Linked DNA regions of Homo sapiens: region 1 is linked to region 2. Evidence: chromatin loops called from intact Hi-C (ENCODE). Cell type or tissue: gastrocnemius medialis. All regions are shown on one strand. Links, peaks and the distances in the headings refer to the core of each region. The heading gives the core; the rest is flanking DNA. Region 1 has its middle 45 kb from the start of RNF144B. Region 2 overlaps RNF144B (ring finger protein 144B).

Region 1 (2,807 bases), core at 273-2,772, 120 kb before region 2:
ACAGCCAGCCGCAGTCACCCTCTGCCCGGCCTCCTCTCGCCCCAGCACGCACCCCCACAACTGGCTGTTTCTTCAGTCTCCAAATCAACTTGGAAGGTTTCTTCGGCTGCTTTATTTGTTTTTCTTTTTTGCATGGTGCTCTGCACCATGCAAAACAGTTTGGTTCTCTCCATCACTGAGTGAGGCAGTATAGTGTGTTCATGACAATAGGATTATATCTGACTTGCAGATTAAGTGAAATAATATACGTAAAGCCCCAAGCCCAGCACTTGGTATACATGGTAGGGATGTAATAAACACTAACTTGCTTGATTCTTTCTCTCTCTGTCTCTCTGTGTGTGTGTGTGTGTGTGTGTGTGTGTGTGTGTGTGTGTGTTTCTGGCAGCAAGTGATGTGTGGACAGGCTCTTCAACTTTTGCTTGGTGAGCAGCATGATAGTGTTATGATTAAGAGAGCAGACCTTGGTCCTCTACTGTTTGGGTTCAGATTCATTCTCTAGGTAACTTTGGCTTTGACTAAGCAAACTTAGTCAATTTACTTAGCCTCTATGCCTCCGTTTTTAAAAAGTCTGTAGAGTTAGCACTAAGAATAGTTCCTAGTCATAGCACTGTTATGAACATTAAATTAGTTAATAGATGAAGTGCTTGTAATACCATGTGCCTGGTATGTAGCACTAAGTGTTAAATCTGGGAGAAATGTCCTGTTGTATTAGTAATAAAAGTGGGACCACAGAGGCCATGTTGTATAAAGCAGTGGGCTTTCATTCCTATGCAGCATTAAGGGAGGTGAGTTCCGTCTCTTTGGGAAGACCCAGGTCATATTGGAGCTAAATTCATGGAATAGGGGCTTCAAAACTGGAGTCAAAAATCCCTTGAGTTGTCTCAAAAAAAAAAAAAAATCCCTTGAAGCAGCTTTGCTGGGATCAGTATTTCTGACTCAGTTGAGTAAGACAGACACATTTCTCAAACCCCATCATAAGAATCACCTGGGGCACTTATCAGACACACCGACTAGGGCCTTGCCCCAGACCTACTGAATCAGAGACTTCAGGGAGGGGCCTTGGAATCTGATGTCTAACAACCCACACAAATAGTACCACCTGGAAACACTAAGTCGCCTGGGAAGCTTAAGAAAATGCCTGTTGCCTGGGTCTCATGCGCTGGATGTTCTGATTTGATTGTTTTGGGGTTTTGGCATACAGGCATGGGACCTTTTTTTTTTTTTTTTTTTTTTTTTGAGCTTCTCCACTGTATCTAATGTAAGCCAGGGTTGAAAACCACTAAAATCCTATATAAGTCAGTATTTTTCAGAATCTGTTGGGGGTGCGTGTTAAAAATGTAGATTTATAAGCCCCAGCCTGCTGAATTGGACTCCTGGTAGTTGGGGTAGAATGAGGGTGGGAATAGAGGGAGTGAGGCCCTGGAATTTGCATTCAAAACACTTTCCATATGATTTTTCTGCATGCAGGACTTTGAGAGCTACCTGCTGAATAGTGGTTTCCCTTAGTAGGCATGTGTGAAAATAGCTGAATGAATGACACCTAATCATTGCAGTATTTCCTTTTCTTCTCAACCAATCTGTTAGAAATTTCTTTATTCAAGTCAGGTGCAGTGGCTCACGCCTGTAATCCCAGCACTTTCAGAGGCCGAGGCAGGCAGATCACTTGAGGTCAGGAATTTGAGACCAGCCTGGCCAACATGATGAAACCCTGTCTCTACTAAAAATACTAAAAGTAGTCAGGCGTGGTGGCAGGTGCCTGTAATCTCAGCTACTCAGGAGACTGTGGCAGGAGAATCACTTGAAACCGGGAAGTGGAGGTTGCAGCGAGCTGAGATCAGCCACTGCACTCCAGCCTGGGCAACAGAGCAAGACTCTTGTTTCAAAAAAAAAGTATTCATGTACTGTAGGGAAATTCATTACCTTCATTACTTGCTCTCTTTTGATTGGTATAGAGTTTCTAGTAGTTGCTTCATTTTTAATATATTCTGATTTACCCTGGCAGAAATATATGGGAGTTTTTTATTTACATTCCTGGCCATGTGAAGGTATCAGTTCAGATGATGAAACCTGATCAACATACCACAGAACACGACTGGCTGAACAGGTTGTGTAGTTCGGCACAGAGTAGCTGTATTCTCAAGGCTGTTAAAGCAAGGGTCTGACACCACTAAGTGTTAGTAGTGGGTTGATATCTATTATGGAAATGGATATGTAAAGCAGCCAAAACCCGATGGCATGAAATAGTTACATAGTCAACCTCTCTTGAGATCTAATTCATATTCCACTCACCAATAAACTCTGATACTTGGACTTCCCATATAGCTTGTCTAGACCCTTGCTGTTTAAAGTGGGGTCCATGGGCCAGGAGCACTGGCATCACCTGGGAACTTGTTAGAAATGGAGACTCTCAGACCCCACTCCAGCAAGCCTAGCATGTTGGGTTTGCCTGATGATGTGGCATCCTGTTTTTCTATATCATACTCATTTCTATTAGTGTGAGTCAGCATCCATGAGTTTGATTAACGTCAAGACACTGATGAAGTCATTGCTGAGCTTGTGAGGCTGAGAGCCGACCCTGGGCAGAGGTGAATTTATCAAGAGAATATCCCTAAAGGGGTGGCCCATTGGCTGCCTTCAGGTGACCTCCCTTCTTGTGGGGTGTACTTTAATTTTAGCATTGAGACCCACTACAAATTGCCTCAGATAACAGCAGGGGGCTCATTTCCATTCTGGCATGTGCACTCCAGTGAACTCCCCTTGTTCCCAGATGCATGAACATGCTTCCTCAAGCTGCTTTTCAGCCAGCC
Region 2 (2,807 bases), core at 234-2,733:
AAGAATCGGTTGAACCCAGGAGGGGAGGTTGCAGTGAGCTGAAATCATGCCACTGTACTCCAGCCTGGGCGACAGAGTGAGACTCTGGTTCCAAATAAATTAAATAAATAAGAGGGCAAATGAAGGTGAGAAAGACTCAAACATGAATCGGGCAGACCATCACATTTTCTTTCTTTACACTTTAGAAGTTCATCTGGACCCCTACCGAACATGGTGTCCTGTTGCAGACTGTCAGACAGTGTGCCCTGTTGCCTCGAGTGACCCAGGACAGCCTGTGCTGGTGGAATGCCCTTCTTGCCACCTGAAATTCTGCTCGTGTTGCAAGGATGCTTGGCATGCAGAGGTCTCCTGTAGAGACAGTCAGCCTATTGTCCTGCCAACAGAGCACCGGTAAGAAAGGAAACTTTGTCTTTGGGATTATTCACTAGTTTTCTTAGAAATTCAACATACCTTACGTGTAGAAGGAGTTACGTTGTGATGGCGTTTAGAGATTGGTTATTTTCCTGCAGAACTTCCCTGAGAAGTGTCTCAGAATTGGTAAGTTGCCAACAAAAAAGCATTTCTAGTTGTTTGCCCCAGAGGAATCTTCCAGATATTGCTGGAATTAAAGTTTGTATGAGTTTTGCTTTCTCTTTAGGTAGTGAGGCACCGTGGTCTACTGGTTCTCAGTAGGAAATCATGACTTGTTCCCGCTCTTTGCTCAGATACAGTATCTGCCTGTATTGGTATATATCATTCTTGTTGCTTGCAAAATGAGAAAAGAAATTTTCTTACCTGACTAAATTGCCAGCTCATGATGTGTGACAGTCATATTAGAAAGAACACAACAATAGAAACAACGGTCCTAAATTCTTTCAGCACGTAGAAAGGAGGGTTCTCTCATGATATTTTATGCTCTGTAAAGGTTGAGATTTTATCGTGATAGGAAGCAATTAAATCTGTACCTTTTTAGTACAGCGGGTTTTTTTTTGTTTTGTTTTGTTTTTGAGACAGAGTCTTGCTCTGTTGCCTAGACTGGAGTTCAGTGGCACGATCTCGGCTCACTGCAACCACTGCCTCCTGGGTTCAAGCGATTCTCCTGCCTCAGCCTCCCGATTAGCTGGGATTGCAGGCACTTGCCACCACGCCTGGCTAATTTTTCTATTTTTAGTAGAGATGGGGTTTCACCATATTGGCCAGGCTGGTCTTGAAATCCTGACCTCAAGTGATCCACCCGCCTAGGCCTCCCAAAGTGCTAGGATTACAGACATAAGCCACCACACTTGGGCGATACAGAGGGTTTTTATGGCAACAGCAGTGCCCAGAGTGAGAGACCTCTGTGTTTCATTCCTGCTTTGCTTGAGGCTATCGTTGTTCTGCATCAGCAAGAACAAAATACGAGTGTTGTAATCCCATTGGCTTAATCACACAGTGCACCCAGAATGTGTAGAACCAGGCTTCATGAATAGTAATGCTACTTGGCTACGATGCTGTGCTTGAATCTCAGAACAAACAAATGGAGAGGAATAGAGAAGCTAATACACATGGCAGGCATGTGCCCTCTTAGCCGGATTCAAACCACTGTTGCCTACATTTTCGTGGCCATAGCAGGAAGCTCCGTGGGTATCACAGGGCAACGTAAAGAACTCAGAGGATAGGAGGATTTGCATTCTGACATTGTCACTCGGTATCTGTGTGTCTCATAGAAGCCACTCAGCCTCTGTGAGTCTGTTTCCCTATCTGAAAATAAGGGAATTAAGATACAAGTTGAGCATCCCTTATCCAAAATACTTGGGATAAGAAGTGTTTCAGATCTCAGTGTTTTCAGATTTTGAAATATTTTCATGATATGTTTATTGGTTAAGCATCCTTACTCTGAATACCAGGAGTCAGAAAGGCTTCAATGAGCATTTCCTTTGTCATGTTGGCACTCAAAAAGTTTCAGATTTTGGAGCATTTTGGATTTCAAATTGTGGACTAGGGATGCTCAACCTGTAATAACTGTCTTATGACAATATGAGGTTATTGTTCATACGAAGTCTGATAATAGATTTGACAACACTCTGTGAGTTGGATATCTCTGTGTGCTGGGTGGTGGTTTTGATGGGCAGTAGCTAAAGTGTTACATGGTGCTATCGCTCACTCCAATTCCTGTTGCTTATTTTCTGTGCCCCTTGGGGCTGTGAGCCTGTATTGGTCTATTCGTCTGTTTGGAGAAGGTCTTTTGAAAGTATTTGACATTATTTTAAAGTGTTTATATTTGAGAACCCCTTCTCCATTTGTCTAATGAACAGACCATTAGATAGATTATATACGCCCAGTTTGGACCCTGACCTAGTTTCTCTGCTGTGTAGCCAACTCCTTGCCATTCTTATTTAGGCAATGCATGCTTAGGGAATGAAATATTAATTTGACAAAATAGTGAGTTAAATCAGTGGTGGAAACTGTAATTATATAATTCACTGAAAGCCAAAATAAATAAAGATTCCTTCTTGTATGAGTTATCTGTACATCTAATAATGTTTTTGCCCACACCCTTTCTTTTGGAAGTGAATTAAGCATGGATAACTGTGAGTTCATTATCTAACCATCAGGAGCCCTGGGAATTCAACTGATGACCATCAGCTGAATGCCATTTCTCATCCATTTTGTTTCTAGAGCCCTCTTTGGGACAGATGCAGAAGCCCCCATTAAGCAGTGCCCAGTTTGCCGGGTTTATATCGAACGCAATGAAGGCTGCGCTCAGATGATGTGCAAAAACTGCAAGCATACATTTTGCTGGTACTGCCTCCAGAACTTGGATGTAAGTTCCACCTAGGTTTGTTGTA

Evidence for each region. Hi-C counts contacts between places; a loop is a spot of excess contacts. Peaks named below come from ENCODE experiments on the same cell type or tissue, not always from the same donor. Only the 100,000 strongest peaks of a DNase experiment are listed, where the experiment ranks them.
Region 1: it touches region 2 in a loop (4-fold over the local background); 2 of 110 quality-filtered maps call a loop at or near these places.

What each region holds. Positions count from the first base shown.
Region 1 is chr6:18,341,406-18,344,212 of GRCh38, forward strand. No RefSeq gene overlaps it. Among named protein-coding and RNA genes, the nearest start is that of RNF144B, 45 kb to the right of the region's middle. In gastrocnemius medialis, for the core only: no CTCF peak of the experiment used is centred there; a DNase peak (open chromatin) is centred at 1,736; H3K27ac peaks cover 2,500 bases.
Region 2 is chr6:18,456,970-18,459,776 of GRCh38, forward strand. It overlaps RNF144B (ring finger protein 144B), which reads left to right. Exons shown (of 8, transcript NM_182757.4): 5 at 186-390; 6 at 2,638-2,782. Among named protein-coding and RNA genes, the nearest start is that of MIR548A1HG, 64 kb to the right of the region's middle. In gastrocnemius medialis, for the core only: no CTCF peak of the experiment used is centred there; DNase peaks (open chromatin) are centred at 292 and 1,232; H3K4me3 peaks cover 1,340 bases; H3K27ac peaks cover 2,500 bases.